Regions from separate parts of the Mus musculus genome. Here region 1 is linked to region 2. A link is a loop called in an ENCODE intact Hi-C map of the cell type or tissue named here. Cell type or tissue: left cerebral cortex. All regions are shown on one strand.

What was found. Hi-C counts contacts between places; a loop is a spot of excess contacts. Peaks named below come from ENCODE experiments on the same cell type or tissue, not always from the same donor. Only the 100,000 strongest peaks of a DNase experiment are listed, where the experiment ranks them.
Region 1: a loop joins it to region 2, with 2.0 times the contacts of the local background. A loop is called at or near these places in 6 of 42 quality-filtered maps.

The regions. Positions count from the first base shown.
Region 1 is chr7:105,322,154-105,330,153 of GRCm38, reverse strand. It overlaps Olfr690 (olfactory receptor 690), which reads left to right. Exons shown (of 1, transcript NM_020290.2): 1 at 1-937. The coding sequence ends at 911. It also overlaps the pseudogene Gm45331. Among named protein-coding and RNA genes, the nearest start is that of Olfr690, 4.1 kb to the left of the region's middle. In left cerebral cortex, a CTCF peak has its summit at 4,640; no DNase peak of the experiment used is centred here.
Region 2 is chr7:105,181,410-105,189,409 of GRCm38, reverse strand. No RefSeq gene overlaps it. Among named protein-coding and RNA genes, the nearest start is that of Olfr685, 4.1 kb to the right of the region's middle. In left cerebral cortex, no CTCF peak of the experiment used is centred here; a DNase peak (open chromatin) is centred at 3,299.

The sequences.
Region 1 (8,000 bases), 140 kb before region 2:
TGTTCATCCTGCTTGGAATCCCAGGGCTGGAGCAGTACCACACCTGGCTTTCTATTCCTTTTTGTCTTATGTACATTGCTGCAGTCTTGGGGAACGGAGCCCTCATCCTTGTTGTCCTGAGTGAACGCACCCTCCATGAGCCCATGTATGTCTTTCTGTCCATGCTGGCTGGCACTGATATTCTCCTGTCAACCACCACTGTGCCTAAGACCTTGGCTATCTTTTGGTTCCATGCTGGGGAGATCCCCTTTGATGCCTGCATTGCTCAGATGTTTTTCATCCACGTTGCTTTTGTGGCTGAGTCGGGAATCCTTCTGGCCATGGCATTTGACCGATATGTGGCTATTTGTACTCCTCTGAGATACTCAGCCGTCTTAACACCTATGGCAATTGGAAAAATGACCCTGGCCATCTGGGGACGGAGCATTGGGACAATTTTCCCTATCATATTTCTGCTGAAGAGGCTGTCATACTGCAGGACCAATGTCATCCCACACTCATATTGTGAGCATATTGGTGTAGCCAGATTGGCTTGTGCTGACATCACTGTCAATATCTGGTATGGCTTCTCGGTGCCAATGGCTTCAGTTTTGGTAGATGTTGCACTCATTGGTATTTCTTATACGTTGATCCTCCAGGCTGTGTTTAGACTTCCTTCCCAGGATGCTAGGCACAAGGCCCTCAATACCTGTGGTTCTCACATTGGGGTCATTCTCCTCTTTTTCATACCATCATTTTTTACTTTCCTTACTCATCGCTTTGGCAAGAACATCCCCCACCATGTGCACATTCTTCTGGCAAATCTCTATGTGTTGGTTCCCCCCATGCTTAACCCTATCATCTATGGTGCTAAGACCAAGCAAATTAGGGACAGCATGACTCGCATGTTGTCTGTTGTGTGGAAGTCTTGAGAGCAGTCACAGTTCACAAAGCTGTCTTAGTTTCTCTTACAAACAGGAGAGAGAGAGAGAGAGAGAGAGAGAGAGAGAGAGAGAGAGAGAGAGAGAGAGAGAGAGAGAACTTGCCAGTGAGTTCCTTTGTTCAAGAACCATGTTGTCTGTTGCAGAAAGCAAATGAGTACTAGAATGAAATATACATGGATTCAAATCCTGGGTCTATTACATTTTGATTGTGAGCCATGGGGAGTTCATATCTTTTAGAAATTTAATCTTAACCTATAAAATAAAATCTCTTTACCTATGTTCTAAGCTTATTGTGAGGATTAATTTGAGCATATGAACCACTGGGTACAATAGGTTCTCCATAGCTGTAATTCTAACTTGAAACATGCTGAATGAAAAAGATATTTTTGATTTTATTTATGTGAGATTTCTAGCATGTCCAGAGGCCTCTCTTCTCTCTCATGCCTGCCTGTTCAGACTACACCATGACCATCATCTTATCCAGCATCATGGCTGCCGTCACCACATAGCTCCAGCAAATATGAAAATAGGTGAATATGTTGGAGTGCCTTGAAATACACCAAAGTGTTTAAATGTTAAGGAAAGGGTTTAATTGTATTTTTATGTAAGGGAATTTGATCATTTTTACATATAAAATATCCACTTCTTCATCTAGCAAGTGGGTCAGTATCTGAGCTGAATGCATGAACAGAGAATAAGTACAATTGGATCATACTGGTAATATAAAGATAAATGCTATCTAACTAAACATTCTGATTCTAAGTCCTTTAGAGTTTCCCCCTCCTCATCAATTGTCCGGCTTTAAATCTGACAAACTCAGTTATCTAGCTCTAAATCCCATTAACTATGATGATTTCCAAACTAATAATTCTAGCTTAGCCTTTTCCTTTGATATCCACATTCACATATTCAGCAACTTCTTTTTCATAACTAAATCCCATCCTTGGCAATTTCATGTATTATATATAATACATTTGATTACTTTCACCCCCATTTTTGTTTTAAGTTTAAAAATTAAAAATAAACCACATGTATGGGTGTTTTTTGCCTACATGTGTGTCTGTGCACCATGTACATGCCTCGTGCCCACAGAGGTCAAAAGAGGGTGTCAGATCCCCTAGAATTGGAGTTACAGATTGTGTGGGCTGGGAACTGAACTCAAGGCTTCTGTAAGAGTGGCTAGTATTCTTAACTGCTGAGCCATCTCTTCAGCATCTCACCCCTGATTATATCCTGCCACTTCTCACATTCCAGTCCTTTCCCCATACCCAGGGCTACTTGTGTTCATCAGTTCAGAACTACCATGGAGTATGGTGGGCTCAGAAGTGTAGATGGCTGAGATTCTAGGGAGAGGGCCATCACTGTCTTCAGTTAGAGTAAACCTTCTCTTAGCATTTCCCTTTTTGTGTCTTGCAGGCATTTCAGAATAAACATGTCTATATTAGAAAGGCTAGCTTAGGTTACACTATGTAGCAAACCATAAAATTTCAGAAGAATCAGCAAAAGAAATGCCACTGCTATTTCATTTAAAATGTTGCTTGTGGCAATAGGAGCTTTCTTTGTGTAGTGGCTGCTGTAGTTAAAATATTTCACCTTTAGTCGCATATTCTCACCTATAGTTTCATGTTCTTGAACATGCAGCCTTCTTCCTGGTGCTAATATGATAGACTAAGAGTTATAGCAGTTCTTTTTCCCCCATTTTGAGTCAGTGTCTTGCTATGTAACCCAAGTACTTGAACTCACCATGGAGGCTGGGCTGGCCTCAAATCTGCAACCTTAAGTGTTGGGATTACAGCTACTATGCCTAACTTTATGTTAACTTTAATTTAAAAAAAATTTTTTTTTCTGTGACCAAGATCCCTTAATAGTGACACTCCACTGTCCATTCGGTGCTTAGGCCTCGCACTGTACCCAAGAGGATGCTGAGCTGTAGGAAAGGCACAGTAAGAAAGGCACCTGGACCCATCGGTCTCCAAGCCACCAACAGCAGTTCACAAGCCTGGGATAGCAGGGCCCTCAGGGAAGCAGGCCCACTCGAACCTGGAAAACCAGGCCAGCCCCTCGGGTGGCTTGCTTGTTGATCTGTGACATTCTTTGGTTACAATTTCCTCTAAAACCTCACCATCTCCGTTGATGAGCCTAGTGTGTCCTGTCTTTGGGTCAGTCACGTTCGAATTACACTCTGACGAGCATCCACCACAGCCTTCTCCTTGCCTCTTCAGCTTCTTCCGTTTATTTTTCTTTTTCCTCCTCTTCTTATCTTTGTGCTTCCCTCGCTTCTTCTTGCCATCACTGGAGGATGAGGGTGAGGCGGAGCTAGAAGAACTGGAAGGAGAGGAGGAGGAGGAGGGAGAGCTGGATCTCCATGTCTTCCTAGGCCTTGTGCTTGCTTCTCTCCTCAACACTGGAGGTGCTGCTGGCCTTGTGACTTTGAGATTTGGAGGCTGAACAATTTCTCGAGGCGTTCTTACTACTCTTTTTACTTTGCTTTTCTGATCCACGCTGACCTCTGACCGACTGCGACTTCTCAAGTGCTTGGGAGAGCCAACGCGAGCCAAAGTGAGGCAGGCTAGAAACCGAAAGAAAAGCACTTAACCTGCAACTCTTCTTGAGCAGGTCCACAGAGGCGAATCCAAACTCAGCGCCGAGGAAGCCTGATTCTTAGGGCATCTAGTATCCATTCATTTGCATGAGGGAACGGAGGCAGCGAGTCTGGTTCTTCTGGTCTATGTTAACTTTTAATAGTTCAAATGTTTTCTTAGTTGAGCAGATTGTTTCATTGGCAAGATATGTTTATCAGGAAACCTCTCATGGCTTGATTCTATTGTATGCCAATCAGCACCCTGCCAATGTCTTCTATAGACATAATTCTTAACTTTTCTCTATTCTCCCCTTGATAGCCTCGGTGTTTACCTCTGTAACTTACTGGGAGATAATTTAGAGTAATAATGACTTATTGAGACCTTTGCCTCATATGAAGTATTTATTGGGCACCACACTCTTAACACAAACTTCTCCCTAAGGTATTTATTTAACTAAGACGTTTGGTTGGGATAGTTTTGCTTGAAGCTTCAGGAAAAAATAAACCAATTAATTGTGAATGGGAAAGGTACAACTGGCCTTTGCCATTGGAGATGAATCAGTACGACAAGCCAAGATCTGTGTGAAGAGTCAGATTCTCCTAGGGCTTGTGGAGTTATTTCCAGAAAGACACACAGCCTTGTCCATGCCCCTGTTTTAGCTTCAAGAAATGTGTTTCAGATTTCTGACCTGCAGAGCTGGAAGAACGTAAAGACATATTGTTCCAAGCCACTGTCTTGAATCCACCTTGTTTCCTTTTGAGAAAGTGACCAATTCTTTTTATATGTTTTCTGCCCAGTTCTTCTTATTTAGCTACTTCAGAAATGTAGCCAACACACATTGTCAACCTTTTCTTTCCCAACATATCTTCTGCTAGTTCTGTGAGTCCAGGAGACAGGTGGTCTGATCTCAAAGGACACCCCTGAACCAACTGTCTCCCTACTGCCATTAAGCTCTCTTCAGTTTCTGTCATAACTTGGCAACTATTAAAATTTCACACCCATCGATTGATTATTCATTCACTTACTTCTAGCCATGAACAGGGTGAGAAATTACATTGCACACAATCCTGATAACCTCCAGCCATGTAGGATAAAAGTTCCTGAGAAGTTATAAGAGACTTTGTAATCTAGCCTCTAGATGGGGCCACATGACTGGCTATCATCAAGAAGTACAGGTGGAGGAAATTAATATGTGTCTCTTTCACCTTTATGGGGTATCCTGCAGATTCTCTGTGATATCTGGAGGAAGACAGGAGTACTTAACGTGAAAGGGTTTTAGAACTCCATTAGAGGCTCTCAAACTCATCTATTCTTGTATAAGGGCTGACTACTTATGGCTGTGTTATAGTTTTTTGGAGTGCCAAGAAGTGTTATTTCACTAACAGGAATTTCCAAGGACAGGGTAGCTGTATTGTGAGCACCTTAACACTGCCCACAGACATAACTGTTATTGTGTGCTTCACCAAGTGCACTGCTGGGCTAGTCAGAATGGTTTCAGTATTCATCTTTTACTCCCTAGCACTTATGTTTTAGAGGCTGAAATTGCAGATCATGGATGTTGCACCTATCTCACTGGGAGAGAATGCAGCTTTACCCTATGGATACCTGAACATGGCTCTCAAATTCACCCATCCTCATTTACAGTCCAGTTTCCTGTGGCTGTGCTCCAGTTTTAATTTCCTTGTGTCATTTTGTACTAAACCATGTAGTTCTGATTTCCTCATTCTTCGTATCATTTTTCCACATCCAGAGCCTGTTTTACAGGCAGCTTATTGTTAAGCCTGGATTCACCTATGCATGTCTTTGAAGGATGCTCTTGTTCACAGAGGTGTGTGTGTGTGTGTGTGTGTGTGTGTGTGTGTGTGTGTGTATGTTCAGATAAGTTTCTATATAGTTCAGGCTATCCTCAAACATATGATTTTCCTTCCTCTGCATCCCAGGTGTTGGGATTTCAAGTCTGTGCCAGTCCAGTCACTTACATTATTTTTTACCTACTGGGAAATACACCACCTTTAATTTCTTTGGCTACTTTGAACCATCCATAGTGAATTTGTTGGGCAGATTCAGGAATAGGCACTCTATGCAAGACACCCTGTTTAGTTTGTAGTTTCATTAGAGCTAAAAATATTCAAAAATTATTTCTTTTTTTATTAGATATTTTCTTTATTTACATTTCAAATGCTATCCCGAAAGTTCCCTATACCCTCCCCCCACCCTGCTCCCCCACTCTCCCACTCCCACTTCTTGGCCCTGGCATTCCCCTGTACTGGGGCATATAAAGTTTGCAATTCCAAGGGGCCTCTCTTCTCAGTGATGGCTGACTAGGCCATCTTCTGCTACATATGCAGCTAGAGACCCAAGCTCTGGGGGTACTGGTTAGTTCATATTGTTGTTCCACCTATAGGGTTGCAGACCCCTTCAGCTCCTTGGGTCCTTTCTCTAGCTTCTCCATTGCGGGCCCTGTGTTCTATCTTATAGATGACTGTGAGCATCCACTTCTGTATTTGCCAGGCACTGGCATAGCCTCATATGAGACAGCTATACCAGGGTCCCTTCAGTAAAATCTTGCTGGCATATGCAATAGTGTCTGGGTTTGTTGGCTGATTATGGGATGGATCCCTGGGTGGGGTAGTCTCTGGATAGTCCATCCTTTCATCTTAGCTCCAAACTTTGTCTCTGTAAATCCTTCCATGGGTATTTTGTTCCCTATTCTAAGGAGGGATGAAGTATCCACACATTGGTGTTCCCTCTTCTTGATTTTCTTGTGTTTTGCAAATTGTATCTTGGATATTCTAAGTTTCTGGGCTAATATCCACTTATCAGTGAGTGCATATCTAATGACTTCTTTTGTGATTGGGTTACCTCACTAAGGAAGATATCCTCCAGATACATCCATTTGTCTAAGAATTTCATAAATTCATTGTTTCAAAAATTATTTCAGTGCTATAAAAGGGCATATGGAATGATTTTTAGCATGCTTTGAATTTTATTGCAAATAAATTACTATTCTATGGAATTCATATTTAGACATAGCCTTTTCTATTTCCTCTTTCTCCCTCCTCATCTCCATCCCTACCCTTAATTCTCATTTTGCTCTGGTGTTAAGGATCCTATCTAGGGCTCCAGGCATACTAGGCACACTTAACACCGAGCTAACCCTCATCTGTCTCTTGGTTTTCTGAACATTGTAGTCACATAGAGAAATATCAACTCTGTCCTTGTGCAGATGAGGAAAGAAATTTGAGAGGTTGGTAAATTGAAAATAACATAATTCCTTCTTGGCCTTGGGATTTTTGTTGTCAAGTAGAACAAGTTCTTCAAGCAGAATTAGAATTTATTTGTTTATAGGACAGAAAGGCTTAGAAACTAGATATTTGGCATGCATGAAGGATATCAAGTCTTCATTCTGATTCAGATAATCATATAACATTTCCATGTTGTTTTAGCAGAAGGGGAACATGACCAATATATGTTGTGTGACTTAGAAAGTCTTCTTCTATTCAGATGGCATGTATGTGCAGATTTCTTTCTAGGGTGTGGAAATATAGATGTATCCTGATAGGATGGAATATGTAAGTGATGAATCCTTTCTTCTATCCTCTCTCACTCCTTACTGTTTTATATTATATTAAATTATATTATGTTACTTATATTACATATGATATATTCTTACAAATAAACTCTGCTTCATATGAAAAATGGTATCCTGATTTTGTGCATCCAGTTGATTGACAGCATCACTTCTTACCATTAAGGGAACTCCTCACCTAAGTTGTAAATTGGGGTGCATCATATACAACATCAAACACTTAGGGTGTATGGAGAGCTCTTAGTGTTGCTTCAAGGATATCAGCAAGAATATTTGACATTGGTCTAGGACAAGAAAGTAGGCTCAAGATAAATACAGCTGAGGAATGTGTTCCTTGTATCTTGATCATCTTGATAAGGCCATGGATACAGTGATCACAGGACTTTTGTTTATGCCTTGTTTGTTCTTGACCAAGAACTGACCCTATTTGTTGCATATACTTAGAATGGTATTTAAACAGCTGGGGAAAAAATAAACTTACTTCAGCACTCGCTGGAGTCATATTACAGTATTGTCTAATTGCCTTTTCTTTCTTTAATCCTCACTCCCCACCTCTACCTCCCTTGAGTCCCTGTTGACTGACTGAGTGAGCTTGGTCAAGGGAGTAAAGTATAAGAAATAGGACACCTAGGGCATTGCCATTGCCATTTGGTAAGGCTCAGGAGCAAGGGAGTAAAAAAGACAAGTGCAAATGGAAGATGCTTTCCTATTCCCCTCTCTGCTCCCCCCAGCTTCTTCACAGCAGAGTCAACTTCATGAACTGTCTCAACTTTTGGTTAGATCTAAACAGTTTTCCACATGCCCTGGGAAATATCCCATTTTTGGGGTAAATGAAATATTTGTCAGTATTAAGGTAAATATTTTCTGCTGTTTTCTAGTTGCAATCAGTATCTGGTTATGAATGTT
Region 2 (8,000 bases):
TAGTACTCAAACTCCTAGCCAGAGCAATTAGACAACAAAAAGGAGTCAAATGGATACAAATTGGAAAGGAAGAACTTAAAATTTCACTATTTGCAGATGATATGATAGTATACTGAAGTGACCCCAAAACTTCCACCAGAGAACTCTTACAGCTGATAAATAACTTTAGCAAAGTTGCTGGATATAAAATTAACTCAAACAAATCAGTAGCCTTCCTCTACTTAAAGGAAAAACATGCTTAGAAAGAAATTAGAGAAACAACACCCTTTACAATAGTCACAAACAATATAAAATACCTTGGTGTGACTCTAACTAAGCTAGAAAAAAAAATCTATATGACAAGAACTTCAAGTCTCTGAAGAAAGAAATCAAAGAAAATCTCAGAAGATGGAAATATCTCCCATGCTCATGGATTGGCAGGATTAATATAGTCAAAATGGCTATCTTGCCAAAAGCAATCTACAGATTCAATGCAATCACTATCAAAATTCCAACTCAATTCTTCACTGAGTTAGAAAGAGCAATTTCCAAATTCATCTGGAATAACAAAAAAACCAGGATAGCGAAAACACTTTTAAACAATAAAAGAATTTCTGGTGGAATCACCATCCATGACCTCAAGCTGTACTACAGAGCAATTGTGAAAAAACTGCCTGGTATTGGTATGGTGATAGGCAGGTACATCAATGGAATAGAAATGGAGATGCAGAAGTGAACTCATACACCTATAGTCACTTGATCTTTGACAACGGAGCTAAAACCATCCACTGGAAAAAAGGCTGCATTTTCAACAAATGGTGCAGGTCCACCTGGTGGTTAGCATGTAGAAGAATGCAAATCTATCCATTCTTATCTCCTTGTACAAAGCTAAAGTCCAAGTGGATCAAGGACCTCCACATAAAACCAGATACACTGAAACTAACAGAAATGAAGTGGGGGAGAGCCTCGAGGACATGGGCACAGGGGAAAAGTTCCTGAACACCAACAGCTTATGCTCTAAGATCAAGAATTGAAAAATGGGACCTCATAAAAATTGCAAAGCTTCTCTAAGGCAAAGGACACTGTCAATATAACAAAACAGCAACCAACAGATGGGAAAAGATCTTTACCAACCCTACACCCGATAGAGTCCTAATATGCAATATATACTAAGAGTGCAAGAAGTTATACTTCAGAGAACTAAATAACTATTAAAAAATGGGGTAAAGAGTTAAACAAAGAATTCTCAACTGAGGATTACTGAATGGCAGAGAAACACCTAAAGAAATTTTCAACATCCTTAGTCATCAGGGAAATGCAAATCAAAACAACCTTGAGGTTCCATTTCATACCAGTCAGAATGGCTAAGATCAAAGGTCAGGTGACAGAAGATACTAGCAAGGATGTGAAGAAAGAGGAACACTCCTCCATTGCTGGTGGAATTGTAAGTTGGTACAGCCACAGTGGAAATCAGTCTGGCAGTTATTCAGAAAACTGGACATAGTACTACCTGAGGACCTAGCAATACCACTCCTGGGCATATACCCAGAAGATGCTCCAACATGTAATAAGGACACATGCTCCACTATGTTCATAGCAGCCTTATTTATAATAACCAGAAGCTGGAAACAACCCAGATGTCCTCAACAGAGGAATTGATACAGAAAATGTGGTGCATATACACAGTGGAGTACTACTAAGCTATTAAATACAATGAATTTATGAAATTTGTAGGCAAATAGATGGAGCTAGAGAATATCATCCTGAGTGCGTTAACCCAACCACAAAAGAACACAAGTATTCACTCATTGATAGGTAGTTATTAGCCCAGAAGCTTGGAATACCCAAGATACAGTTCACAGAGCAGTTGAAGCTCAAGGAGAAGGATGATCAGTGTATGGATACTTTGGCCTTCCTTAGAAGGGTGAATCAAATATCCATGAAAGGAGTTGCTGAGATGAAGTGTGGAGCAGAGACGGAAGGAAAAGCCATGCAGAGACTGCCCCACCTGAGGAAACATTCCATATACAGTCACCAAACCCAGACACTCTTATGAATGCCAACAGATGCTTGCTGAGAGGTCTCTGATATAGCTGTCTCCTGAGAGGCCCTACCACTGTCTGACAAATACAGAGGTGGATGCTCTCAACCAACCTTTGGACTTAGCACTGGGTCCTCAATGAAGAAACTAGAGAAAGGATCCAAGGAGGTGAATGGGTTTGCAGGCCCATAGGAGGATCAAAATATGATCCAACTAGTACCCCCAGAGCTCCCAGGGACTAAACCACCAACCAAAGAGTACACATGGAGAAACCCATGGCTCCAGCCGCATATGTAGCAGATAATGGCCTTGTCAGTCATCAATGGAAGGAGAGGCCCTTGGTCCTGTGAAGGCTCGATGCACCAGTGTAGGGGATGCCAGGGCCAGGAAGCAGGAGTGGGTGGTTTGGTGAGCAGGGGTGTTGGGCAGGGATAGCAAGTTTTCAGAGGGGACATGAGGAAAGGGGATATCTTTTGAAATGTAATGGAAATATCTAATAAAAATCAGAGATCAATAGGAAATAAAGGTTTTGCTTTCACTCATTTAAAAAAAAAGGTAGAGTTCACTTGGGTCTAAGCTTGATTAGTGAAGATGAACAGTTTGAGGTTCATGGCTCATAGAGCATGCATTGGGCCTCTGCTCCATCCACCAAATGTATCTATGTCTGTCTGTCTATATGTATGGACATACATACATATGAAGGTATATGTATATGTTTCTAAGTATGCATGTGTACTTGTGAATACAATGAAGCAGGTAATTTGGCCTGAAAGAGAGAGTGAGAGGGGGGAAGAGGGGAAAGGGGAAAGGGGAAAGGGGAAAGGGGGAAGGGGGGAGGGGGAAAGGGGAAAGGGGAAGGGGGAGATAAGAGCAGCTGACTTCCTTTCTTCCTTTCTTTTCTTTTTTCTCTGGCTCAAGAAGAGCCCCTAGCCTGTCCAGCAAGGGGCCTTTGGGCTGAGAGAAAACAACCCAGGTAACTAAGCCATTTTCCTCTTAATTCCCTGATGCAACCAGCAAGAGTGAAATTACCAGATGTCACCAGCTTCTGGCCCCAGAGAAAGAGTTAAATTGCTAGCAGCCAGTAGCTTCTAGCCTCTAAATTATAAGAAAGAGTTAAAATGCCAGAAGCCAATAGCTTCTAGGCAGTAACCCAAAGCCATACCCCACCTCTCTGCCTGTCTCAATTTACCCTGTGAGTCAAGGTGTCATCACTAGCCTTGTCTCCCTGCTCATCCACCCACCCTTCTGGGATGTTCACTCAGCCCATGTGTCTCTCCAGTCTGAAGACTAACTTAGGCTTTGAGCAGATGTGCTGCAAGTCCTCCGGGACCTATCAGTTGGTATTAACACCCTTTCCCAGAGTCTGTTCACAGTCATGGTTGCTCCTTTGAGGAAACATCAAGAAGAAACTTTCATAACTGTCACAAGCAGCAACAAGATGAAGCACAGAACCTGGGCTGTGGAAATGAGGTCAGATTTGGAATTTAGGGTTGGGGGAAGCCTACTGAGTGCTGAATTTTTTTAAGGTCCTGTGGGGGGGGGAATCATTTCTCAGCTTGGTTAATGGGGCTGCAACTATGTAAATACAACTGCTTTAACATATCTTTGTAGTCTCTCTCTCTCTCTCTCTCTCTCTCTCTCTCTCTCTCTCTCTCTCTCTCTCTCATTGTGTGTGGTGTATGTACATGATTTTGTGGATATGTACATGAATGCTCCAGCACGAGGAAGCCAGAGGTAGATAGCAGGTGTTTCTCTCAGTCTGTGTCCACCTCATGTTTTTTGAGAACGGATTTCTCACTGACCCTGGGCTCACTGCCGCAGGCTGGCCAGCAAGATGACACATTTGCTGTCTCTTCCCTACAGCGCCTGCACTGCAGACCTTTATTTGACTGAGCTTTCTCTCCAGCCCAGCACCTCTTAGTAGTTTTAGATACTGTTCCCCTGAGTCACAAGCTCTGTTCTTTACAAGTCTGGCCTGGGCACTGACATAAAGAATTAAGCACATTGACACAGAGATCACAGAGGACACATTGCCACAAGCTGTTAGTGCAGACACCTAGTGATCTCATTGAACATCACCGTGAGCTGGAGACACTCCCAACCCCTTTCTGCATAGTCTCATTTTCTCATCCTCACAGCACACTAGCCCAGGAGGATGCTACTAATAGTGTTGACAACTTCAGAAGCATTAGCTTCACAGGCCATGAATGATGTATTTAATTTTCTCTTCAACATTCAGAAATTGCTATGCAGTCCTTCTGAGCACTAAGTCTCCCCATCATCACTCCAAACCTAGAGCAGTGTGTCACTGTGGAGGCTGGAATGGTGCCTGATAGCTCTGTGGCTTGGGATTAGGGGAAGGCTTAGTAGAACCTTCCTGAATTTGACAAGATCCATTTACCCCTTTCCAAGTACTCTACTTGCTGTTGAGTCTATCTTCCTCATAGTTGACCCAAAACTTCAAATTCAAAGGGCACATCCTTGAGGACAGCCCAGACACAAGGAAGACAGTGCCCTGCTTGTTGTATTAGGTTCTCTAAGATGTGTTAGTTAGAGCCATATCTCTGAGTGCTTTGTGTCTTCTTCTTATGTCAGAGCATTATCACAGACCCACTATTCTTGCACCTCTGGCTGTGTTCTTATCTTTCCCTTTCCTGAACTTTCATGGAATCCAGGACACTGTTGAGGACATTAAGGAGAGTCAGGTCACAACCAAGAGAGCAACCTTCCTACCTACTACAGGTAATCAAAGAAGTGTCTTATATTGACTACCGATTCCCTTCTTTTCTGTACACACCCAGAACTCTAACTTGTCTCTTGCAGCTGAGATTCAGCAAAGCCCCCACACCCATGAAGCACCCGGAGTGTCACGTTGGGTGGGGAACATCAAGGCTCAGTGGTCACCCCTCAGTAGACACTCTTCTGTTTATTATGATGACCTTGTCCCGAAGTCCAGCCTCTGCTTCATCAAGTTCCCACAATTTCAAGTTCTTTAAGACCGCTTCCATTTTCACTTATTTATTATGTAATTTGAACAGTTGGGTATGTGTTTCTTTACCCAGTCATAGGCAGGATTAATTGGATTCCAGGAATGCTGCATCAGGTTCTGGGAAGTCTCCCCTAAGTAAGACATCATCCCTACTCTTCAGGGATTGAGTGGTCTTACAGTGCAAAGTAATCAGCGCAGTGATACAGCGATGAAAGGATTATAATTGAGAAGGAAAGGAGACATATCAGACTGCCCTACAGAACTCAAAGAACCACTTGACAAAAGACAGATGGCTTGGGGTGGATCTGATGGCTGTGAGGGAATTACATCCCAGTCCTTTCTATGTTCCACTTCCTGGTCAGAGAGTTAAATGCATCTCTCTCTCCAGATTCCTGGAGACAAATGCTTTTCTGTTTTTTTGTAAGGCTCACTGAGGACCACTTAGTAATACAGAAGGCTCCAGGCTTTTACTCTGGGCATACAAGCCACAAAGCACAGAGGTAACTGATGCCAAGGACCTGCATTATTGCCCCTCAACCTCCCTTACATTGCTCCTATAAAAGCTATGGACATGCTTCCCTAATGCATAGTGATCACTTTGTTTTTCTGCTAAAAAATGGAGAAGCAGGTTTGCATCATAAGAGGATAGCTAAGAAGGAGAATAACCTTTCTCTTTGTACAGAGTTCTAAGTACTAATGGATGAATTATTGTACTTGGATGGATTACCATGGAGCACTCAACAGAACTACTGCTATTCCTTTAAGATTAAAGGGGAAGAAAAGAAAAGGCTGATGTTTGTTCATTGGGCATTTTGGATTTTGTAGTAATTATAGGCAGAGTTAGGAGGCAGTATTATAGTCATTACTGATTTATTTTAAAATACTCAAAATGATCTATAGATGTGGGATCACCCAAAACTGAGTCATGTCTGACTCTTCATGTGTGTATGTATGAGTCCCAGCATAGATTAATACTATTTCAGAGTTTATCTTTATCTTAAGACAAATCTTAAGTCATAAATATATCATATACATTTCTGTTCAATGATACATGGTGAATCAAAAGAAGCAGATTAAACAGAGTACATGTTTCATTTACTTGTTTCTCTTATTAGTACACTTGGAGGCAACAGCAATGAATTCTTACAAGGCAACAAGAGACAGAACATTTGAAACATAGAGGTAACATTTGTGGATGGGAAGAAAAATGGAAAAAAATTGGGACCATATTCTTTAATAATTTATAGTAATACTAATGAAAACCATAACTTGTAGAATAATGTCAGTCTAGATTTTGAATGCACTGTTTGATTAATATTTATAGTAATGTATATAGCTGATCTTCTTTATTTTTTGTCAGATGAGAAACCAAGGCTTATAAATTTTAAGTAGCTCGCCAAAGTTTTATTGCTAGAATACAAAATAGAAATAGCTTAAATTTAATTAAGTTTGATGTTATACACTGTGAAGGGACCACCATGCTTGTTGGTGATTACCAAATTTAATTTAATACAAGATCTGATTCTGTCTTTTGAAATAAAACACTTAGACGTTGAAATGGATTTTATGATGTGGACATATCAGAAATTTATAGATAAACAAAGGAAGATCATAAAATATAGGAAATGTTATCAGGGTTGGCAAACCACTGTGAATACTTCTGGAGGAGAATAGGACACTGGACTTCAAATTTTGATAGATGAGAAAGAGCAATTTAGATAAAAGAGCAATTTAGATAAAAGAAGGAGAAAGCAGCATAGAAGTCATGTATAATACGTCTGTGCGATCATAAAATTACAATAGCAATAAAAGGGGACAGCAAAATATATGTGTAACTGGGAGCACACAACTGCTAAGAAAGAAATGCTATAAGACAACCTGGGAACCTTGTATGCCAGTCTGTGATTTATTCCATTTAGGATGACATTCCACAAAGTATTTTATATGCATACATCTGTATCTCTCTCTCTCTCTCTCTCTCTCTCTCTCTCTCTCTCTCTCTCTCTCTCTCTCTCTCTCTCTGTGTGTGTGTGTGTGTGTGTGTGTGTGTGTGTGTGTGTGAGTGTGTACATATTTAGGGAGAATTTGTGATTTAAAGGTTGAAAGTAAAAATTTCAAAACTTCATAGACATAGAGTGTTACAGCCAGAGTTCACAATAAATGTTTCTCCAACCCGAATTTTTCTGTTATGTTTGGTAGAGCTCAGGTAAGAGAAAGTTGGATTGTGAACATAGGCAGTGATTCTGGGAGCTCGGGAAAAAAGCAGCTGTGAGATGATAAAGGTAAAGTCAATGGGCAGTGTTGAAAAGATAAAAGGCATCAGTTGTAAAAATTAGTAAAGACAGTTTTCAATTTGGATACATAGATAAGGGTTTATTCACACAAATACTGATATAGCATGGACAGACACAATGTAGGATGTCTGGGAAGACTAGGTAATCCACCAACTTTGAATGTTGAGTGTTTGGGCTTAGGGATGCAGAGAAATGAATTTGTGCTTCTCAGATATATTTTTGTACTAAAGATAAAATTGGAATGAAATGAAGCACATTAACAAGTTAAAACAACTCAATGATAAGTCACATAGGAAAGAGGAAGGAGGAAATTCTGAACCCTGGAACTGACATGTAATAGGGGGGAGAAGATGTGGGATGCAGACTACCTAGGAACAACTACTGAGTGCTGTGTCATGAGGCTGCAGGAGATGAGTGTCAAGGTGACAGATGACATAGCCTTCAGCGCTACTTACACAGTCAGCATTGTGATTTCAAGTTGACAGTTTTGAAACCAGTCACTGAGTGGCAGAGTTAACATCTCTCTCAAGGCAGCTGTGCTCAGTGTTTACTCCTATCCCTCATGACAGCTAGACTCAGCCTGGTTCAGATATGTGGAAGACTCATCTGTAAACACTTGCATCCAGAAAGAATTTTCTTCCTTCAATCTAACTTTATTTCCTTGTGTTGCAGCTTAAGTCACCTTGTTCTTCTGATG